Regions from separate parts of the Mus musculus genome. Here region 1 is linked to region 2. Evidence: chromatin loops called from intact Hi-C (ENCODE). Cell type or tissue: heart. All regions are shown on one strand. Each heading gives the region's core, and the rest is flanking DNA. Links, peaks and the distances in the headings are about the cores only. Region 1 overlaps Gm31494 (a long non-coding RNA gene). Region 2 has its middle 110 kb from the start of Gm4802.

What was found. A loop is a pair of places that touch in the nucleus more often than their neighbours do. Peaks named below come from ENCODE experiments on the same cell type or tissue, not always from the same donor. Only the 100,000 strongest peaks of a DNase experiment are listed, where the experiment ranks them.
Region 1: it touches region 2 in a loop (2.6-fold over the local background); 3 of 42 quality-filtered maps call a loop at or near these places.

Annotation. Positions count from the first base shown.
Region 1 is chr16:49,615,241-49,619,639 of GRCm38, reverse strand. The region is part of intron 2 of Gm31494 (a long non-coding RNA gene); the gene reads left to right. Among named protein-coding and RNA genes, the nearest start is that of Gm31494, 27 kb to the left of the region's middle. In heart, for the core only: no CTCF peak of the experiment used is centred there; no DNase peak of the experiment used is centred there; H3K27ac peaks cover 240 bases.
Region 2 is chr16:49,520,292-49,524,690 of GRCm38, reverse strand. No RefSeq gene overlaps it. Among named protein-coding and RNA genes, the nearest start is that of Gm4802, 110 kb to the right of the region's middle. In heart, for the core only: no CTCF peak of the experiment used is centred there; no DNase peak of the experiment used is centred there; H3K27ac peaks cover 991 bases.

The sequences.
Region 1 (4,399 bases), core at 195-4,194, 95 kb before region 2:
ATAGTACTACCGGAGGATCCCGCAATACCTCTCCTGGGCATATATCCAGAAGATGTTCCAACCAGTAAGAAGGACACATGCTCCACTATGTTCATAGCAGCCTTATTTATAATAGCCAGAAGCTGGAAAGAACCCAGATGCCCCTCAACAGAGGAATGGATACAGAAAATGTGGTACATTTACACAATGGAGTACTACTCAGCTATTAAAAAAATGAATTTATGAAATTCCTAGGCAAATGGATGGACCTGGAGAGCATCATCCTGAGTGAGGTAACCCAATCACAAAGGAACTCGCACAATATGTACTCACTGATAAGTGGATATTAGTCCAGAAGCTTAGGATACCCAAGATATAAGATACAATTTGCTAAACGCATGAATTTCAAGAAGAACGAAGACCAAAGTGTGGACACTTTGCCCCTTCTTAGAAATGGGAAAAAAACACCCATGGAAGGAGTTACAGAGACAAAATTTGGAGCTGTGACGAAAGGATGGACCATCTAGTGATTGCCATATGCAGGGATCCATCCCATAATCAGCTTCCAAACGCTGACACCATTGCATACACTAGCAAGATTTTGCTGAAAGGACCCAGATATAGCTGTCTCTTGTGAGACTATGCTGGGGCCTAGCAAACACAGAAGTGGATGCTCACAGTCAGCTATTGGATGGATCACAGGGCCCCCAATGGAGGAGCTAGAGAAAGTACCCAAGGAGCTAAAGGGATCTGCAACCCTATAGGTGGAACAACAATATCAACTAACCAGTACCCGGGAGCTCTTGTCTTTAGCTGCATATGTATCAAAAGATGGCCTAGTCGGCCATCACTGGAAAGAGAGGCCCATTGGACTTGCAAACTTTATATGCCCCAGTACAGGGGAACGCCAGGGCCAAAAAGGGGGAGTGGGTGGGTAGGGGATTGGGAGTGGGTGGGTATGAGGGACTTTTGGGATAGCATTAGAAATGTAAATGAGCTAAATAACTAATAAAAATACATTAAAAAATAAAAATCATATAAGGGATGCTGAAGTAAAAAACAAAAATCAACAACAACAAAACAACAACAACAACAACAAAAACTCCAATGAGGGGGCTCAATATGGAACCAAGATGCATTGTGGAGATCTAGTAGTTTATTAGAAAAGCTATTAGTACCAAGGAAAGATGGATGAACAGATTACAGCAAGGCAGAGGGGTTCTGAGCTGCGTTCAGGCTTCAGCACCAGAGATAGGCAATAGGGCGGGGCCTTGGGGAGAGGAATAAGGACCCACATAGATCTTATATGTTTCTGAGGTTGAGGGTGGTGAGCATACATCTCTAGCTGGGCTCTCGGATTCCCTTCCAGGAGGCAAGGAAGGGACAAGTGCCCACCAATATTTTGTTTCATGTAAACTCAGTTCCAGTTCTGTAGGTGAGAGATCTGGCAGCCGGAAGTCTGTTAGCTAGAGACTCACAGGTCTCAGTAGGGTACATGTCAGCATGTACGAGGACATTCTTGTGCCTAGGAGTCTGGAGTAAGTCTTCACCATTGGTCCAACTAAAACTTCTTTGGAACTCTGCTGATATCTGAGACCTTTCTTCCCTGTCTCACATCACAGGTTCATCCTGTCCTCTAGAACCACTTCCTTCCCCTAATGAGTGTTCCCTCAATATTACCTGCTGCATCAGTACATCTGCTTCTCAAAAGAACCCCAAGTATGGCATGCATTCAGCAAGCGACTATTAAAACCCATGAACTCTATTGGTGGCAACCCTGTGTCTACCAGCGCTCTGATCTCTTATGGACTAGATGTTCTTTGGGAGAGGAAATCCCTAGAGGAAACCACTGAAATATGCTAATCGAAGTACTCGTAGAGTCACAGGCTTCTATTACATTTCTATGCAGGAACAGATGTGTTTGTTCATTCACAGGTGAAAACATGTTCTGAACATCTCTTATGCTAGTTAGCAAGTCCTTCAATATTGATAGAATTAATCGTCATTAAGGCACTTGTATTAGCAGCTTCTACAGCGCAGTCTCCGAATGCATGTTCTGAACAGATATTCATCAGTTGTCCTTGGGGAGTAGAGGAAAAGCAACGCATGCACTGATCACATGAGCTGTGGCGTTAGCTGCATGCACTCATCACGTGGGCATTATATAATGTGATAATGTATATATCACATTAGTATATAATGTGAACTTGACTTATGTCAGTGAACTCCGTCTCTCGTGGTAAAATGGCACTTTGCACAAGCATTAAATATGAAAGGCAAATTTCGGTTTCTATTTTTATAACCTATAGATTTCTGGTTTAACGAGATCTTTATATTTTTATACACTACTTTTTATCCAAATCTCTACAAGTAGTATTATTGTGTTGCCAAGTCATACAGGGAGTTTCAATTTGGACTCTGGGCATGGCTGTCTGCACAGGCTTCATTCCTTTCATTGTTTATTTTCTATAGGTGAAGTGATGTGTAAAACATTAAGTGTACAATCCAAAAAGTGATAGATGACTTTTGAATCATCCACAGAAGTTATGTTCCAAAATTTAGAATCTCCCCGAGAGCAGAATTTAGGATGTCTCTTTAGCTTTCTCATGGTTTCTTGGTAGGTTCATGATAAGGTGGGTGTGTTTCTACATGTAATATATAAAAAAATTACATTTGGAAAAAAATCTTAAATTCAGTTTTATGAAAAGAATATGGGTGTTACTTTTACGTGAGAGTATCCAGGGTAAGATGAACTGGGTCCTGTGAGTTTATAAGAGTTACAGATATGTAGGAGAGACCCTGAGTTGAATTTTAGGAAATTTCAACCCAATTATCAATGATGAGTTTGAAACAAACAAACAAACAAACAAACAAACAATACAAAGCAAGTACTAAGCACAGATTGGTAGGGCTGTCCTGCATCCCTTGTTTCTAAGCTCCCAGGATCCTTTTCCTACTCTCGGAAGTAAGCCAGAGCAGAACACTTTGCAGAGGAAGATAAATGTTCTGTACAGCGGGCTTTGCCAGCGAGACCTGGAAAAGACAGCAGGAGATTTTTAACCTGTTCTCAAGATCACCAGCTTCTTATGTGGGCCTGCCTGTCCAGAGCTTTCCCCCAGGCGTTTGAAAAATGGTTCTATCACCAGACAGTCTGTCTGTCTCCATTCACCCTGCTCTATTCTGGGCTGTTTTCCAGACCACACGTTCGGATGTCTGCTTTCTCTCCTGGAGATCATTGGCCTGTGGGGACTGCTCTTTCCCAGGCCATTCCTTCTCTCCTTTCTTGTTTTTACATCCTCTTTGGCGGAGCGCTTTCTGCGGCTTCTTCCGCAAGGGGACGATGGTTATTTTCTGAAGACTGTGTAAGTCTGAACATGTCGTTCTGCCCTCATACGCTTTGAGTTGGAGGTAATTCTGGCTTAGATGTCATCTTCCACTAGAATGCCCCATGGCACGGTATTTCCCTTTGGCTTGAAAGTCACGCTGTTGTGAAGGGGAAAGCCATTATGATCCGCGATCTTTTTCTTCCAGGGAGTATGTAGAGTTTTTTCCCCCTTGTGTTCTGAAATATCAGAATGAAGACTCTTGAGTTTTTCCATCGACTGCTTCTGTTCAGTAAGGTTTTTCCTGTCTTTGTATTTTAATAATAGAAACTTTACTTTATACCTTCTGGGAATTTTGGGTAGTAGTTTATCATCACTTTCTGTTCTCTTTCTCTTTCTCTTCTTTCTGCCCCTCCCCCAGCTTTTCGGAAGCTGTCAGCAGCGTTCCTTTTCTCCGATTTTGTGCCTCCGTATCTTTTTCCTCTACTGTCAAGCAGCCTTCCTCTGCTTTCTCCTTTCCTAGTGATTTCAGCGCTGCTCTTGTTTCCAATCTTGAAACACGTGATGTGCTCCTTACACTGGAGGCAGCATTTTTATTCTCCCTGGGGATGTTCACGGCAGTTTTGTCTCAGGCAGTCCCATATTTGTTGATTTCGTGCCTACATATTTGTTTAACTCAGGGTGTCTTTTGATGGAAGATACTCTCGTGTTTTAATTTCTGTCTTCCACGATAGCTTCCCTCCTGGTACCTGGAAGTCACTGCATCGTCTTAGTATTAAGAACGGGAATCTGAGACGCTCATAGAAGGCTACAGGAGCCTGTACTCTGGACCACGCTTCTCATCCGGGTTTGTTACAGGAGGTTCAGGCAGGGGAGTGCCAAATACCCCTCTATTCAGCAGTGGATTCGTTAACTATTCGATCTTATTAACGCGGATATTCACGTTTTTAGGTTTTTATTTTCTGTAGGGAACAAGCCTCCAGATATCTCCCAGAGTGGGCACAATGGCTTGGCAACATGGATGGAGGAAAGGACCAAGAGAGAAATGTCCAGTTATTCCCTCTTAAATGGTATAATAACATCTGGTCCTTTTTGTT
Region 2 (4,399 bases), core at 224-4,223:
CACTTTACCATTACGGAATCTATCTAGGCTCTCAATAAATTTCATGAGTCTCCTTCAGTTAACCAATATTTGTATCCCTCTTCCTAAATATGTTTTGGAATATATTTGTAAAATGTAAAGAATGCATGGACCCAGGATTCTGACTCAACAGGAAAGACATACTTTTGTTCTTCTCAAATCAACAGCCATGGCTGAAAACCAGCAGCAGAAGAGTAGACACATAGGAACTATGTTTCCCTGTGGGACACTTACAAGTTCCTAATCTTTTGTTGATTTATAGCAGTTTTCCTTGGCATCAGAGAAACAAAGGAAGACAAATTTCCAAACTGAAGAAGTGAGACACGTGAACAATATGGAGAAGTCATGGAACGGCTTTGGATCCAGGTCATACTTGGTACCTCCCACAGTGAGTGACCTTAGACTCTTCTCAGAGAACTTTACTAAGAAAAGAAACCTATATTTGTATTCTTCTTAAACTGAGATTTCGCCCCCCTCCCGCCCTCCCAAGGGACACCTGTGAGTTGTCACAAAACACCCTGCCTTATAGTTCAAGGGCCATTCTTATTGATACAAAGGGATAGACTGAATGGACCTAGCATTGACCTTTAACAGTTCAAAACCACATGCTAATATAAAGAAAGTCGGCCCAAGCGTGATGGCACAGGCCAGCAATCACAGCATTCAGGCAGTCACGTAATAAGGCAAGGTGTTTATGGTTTGGATTTGGAATGGTCCCCACCAACTCATGTTTCAAATGTTTAGGTTCAGGTTTTCTATTTCAAATGTTTAGGTCCAGGCTGTACACTGTTTTGAAGGCTGTAGATCCTTTAGTGGAGTCTGTGCCCAAGGTCCTGAAATAATGACTTGAAGACTGAATTATTTATGAGTAATTGCCTACACCTGAGGCTTGGCTTGTTTGTTAGCTTATGACTCTTATCTTGTTTATTCTAAGTCTCAGTATATGGTTAGTTACCTCTCCTCAGGTTCATGTAACCATCTTCCTCAGAGTTTGAGGTGAATCTCCTCCTAAGCCCAACTCTATCCCAGAATCCTCTCTCCCTGCCAGAACTCCCACCTCTTATTTCCTTTCTAAGCTAATAAGACACCAGCTTTTTTTATTGACAGATAATGCTTCCATATAGCACACAAGAGAGTCTCTCTGTATCTACCTACTCTTACTTCTAGTCACATTTTCTCTGAATATTCTCTCTTATCCTGTTTACAAAATGCTTGTGCAATTTTCTACCACAGTGGACAGAGCTGCCCCTGCCTACTGTCATGCATTTTCATCTCTGTATCACAAAAGTAACTAAAATACAGGAGAAGTGCACATTTGAGGCTAGCCTGGGCTATCATAGTGAGTTTGAGGCCAGTCTAGCCTACATGGTAAAATCTTGTCTAAAATACAAAATTAAACGAAACATGTACTGAAAGAAGAGATGTGGATGTCCTTGTAGTGTAGCTTTCAAATTATATGGCCTACCCTAATATCTTCCACAAAGTAGGTCACTCAATCAGTGTTTTTTGACTTGACGTCAGAAAATCATTTCACGTTGAATGGCTCTACTCTAAGCAGACACTTGGACATAATTAAGAAGCACACCTCATTACAGCACATTCCAAACTGTAATGAAGAAACAAAGAGGAGATACAATGGGAAAGTAGTGCATTCTTTGGGACAATACCCTCTCCTCCCAAATTATAGTGTTGTTGTTGTTGATATTCTTCATAATGAATGTGTTTAAAGAAGAAAACAATACGAATAATCAATGAGAAAATAAAAGGAAAACCCAGGCATTAACAAGCATCAGTTTACTCCTTCAGCATGGCAGCTTTCTCACCCTGCGGAAGACAGAGTAGCAAGCTTTCATTTTTTTCTGGGTGTTTCCTTAGCTACGTACACCATGGGCTCATTCCTCAGTGCCTTTGATAGACCCCATATGCTCTAAGTAAGTGTCAGACAGACTCATCTCAGAAAAGAAGAACCACTTATCTAGTAATAAAAGCCATGCAAGCAGTTCATTTCATCTTAATTAGCCCAAGATGATGCTTTTGAAGTGCCCTGCTTTCTTATCAACACCGTGCCTCCTGCTGCATGGGAAGGAGGTTTTGACGTCTCTAACAACTCAGTCTCAAGAACCAGAATTGAGACCCACACTGCCTGGCCCTGTGCTGTCAAGGGATCTATAACAATGTGTGCCCACACAGATTTCCCTTCCTTCTGGATAAGTTATTCTTGCAATGTGAGAGGACTAGGCAGTGACACCTAGTCTCTCTGCTCAACACCACAATGTATCTACCTACTATATGTAAGGAGGCCACTAGGCATTAGCATGTGAGCAAGAGAATCTCTCTTTTATTAGGAAATCCAACTAGAAAGTAAAGGTAGAAAATAAGGTATAACATTGAAATGTAAATGAATGGCCATATCATTAGTTCAGGGGTACATTGAATCCCTATTTCTGCCCCTCTTTCTCCAGTTGTTTGCTGAAGACCAGGAGTGGGTATAGAGGATACATCTAGACAGTTCAGAGATGCCTCTTTCATATTTTTTATTGATACCTGACACTTGGAATCCTCAGTGGCCTGGAGAGAGAGAGAGAGAGAGAGAGAGAGAGAGAGAGAGAGAGAGAGAGAGAGAGAATAACCAGAAAACAAGAGTCAAAATGTCCCCAGTCTAATTAGTGAGCATCCTGTACAGTCTGCTGGTGGGATAGCCACTCTGAGCCTCTCCCAGTCACTTCATTTACACATTGTTCTCACTCAGCCTCTCACAGGAAGGCATCTTTCGGAAAGTGCTGCAAACACTACGTGTGAAAAGATAAAGATGGTATAAATAGCTTTCCAATTCTTCTTGCAGTTTGCTGGCTCTCATTTTGTTCTCCACAAGCTCTGGATATGAATAGAGCCAAACAGAAAGCATAAGAGCCTGAGGACATAGAGCCTGTGCCTGCTGCTCAAGGAAATCAAAGTCAGAGAAACCTTCATGGTTTCCCAACACACCCTTTCAGACCGGAAGTGCTCCCTGCGGCGGGTAGTGTCCAGTCATACTGCAGAGAATGGCTTTCCCAAACAGTTGATAAATCTGCTGTTTTATACCATTCTCCACCCTTCATATTTCTCTCTGGACCTCTGGATTGTGCTGGAGCTGCGAGTCCATGTTGCTTGGCAGATTTCATGCCTGTAAGAAACCATGACCTCAGGTCACACACTGGTAACAAAGCTGCCAAACATTTGCCAACTGGAAAATCAACTGAAAGAATGAAATAGCCAAGGAAGATATATGTCATTCTCTTTCTGATAGGGGCCACCCAGTGCAGTCTCTCTGGGAGAACTCCCTCACCAAACAAGAGTCCACTGAACTATGTGAACTCATAAAATGACTGTGAAGACTCGAGGGAATGTGAGAGGTTACTTCAAACACAGGAGGTAAGTTGCCTTTCTTAAAGTGCAACAATGCAAACCCCCCACCACATGCACGTCTGCTCTGCATGGGTGTCCCTAAGTCAAGCTCACACAGCAAGCTTGCGTGCAGAAGGCTTAGGATTCTATTCCACATGGTCGGATCCCAAGCTTCCTCACCTTCAGTTCAGACTGTTTGAATCAGTCTCCAGATCTATGTTACATACAGGTCACATGCAGGCCTACAGCCCTGCTTTGTAAGAAAGGCGCAGTGAGGAACTTCCTATCACCTTATAGAGTCAGAAAATGGATAGTACATTAACTCAATACTTCCCTTTCTGAGCACCACGCTCCAGTGCTAAGGACAGAACAATGGACAAAACAGACACAAATCTCTTCCCGGTATGAGCCTGCTTTCTCAGGAGGGGAAGCAAACCAATCGAAGTGAAATATAGAATATATTGGATGAGGTCAGTTGTTAGGTAGAAAAATAGGCAGAGAAGGGGGCAGAGCCTTGGTGGAAGAGGCTGAGGGCTGCTGCTCTTGCTGGGATCATTCATGTTCCACTTCCTTTATTCTCCTTGAACCAGATGTCACCCCTCCATTTGGCATCTCTGACTGTTATTTCAGTAACGAAGCCTGGCATCCTGAGGCATGAGTGGGCCTCTTCAGACTGACCCCATTCTTGCTCTTGTCTCTTAAACTACTCAAGCAAAACTGCCCTCTTTGGTTCTCTCAAGGAAGGTGTAACTGGGCGGGTAGGTCAGCATGTGTGTAGTTTTCTCATGAATAAGCTGTAAAACCGTCTTTGTGTAGCCATTTTGGGCATCTCCCTTCTAGGAAATTAACACATAATTCTGTTAGCACATTGATTGCAATCTCCAGCTATTGCCTGAAAGATTTGTTATTGGTGCTTTGATTTAAAAACGATTCACCACCTCAGAGAGAATGGTGCTTTTACTAAACTGAATCCTGCAGGTGAGATAGTCTGATCTGT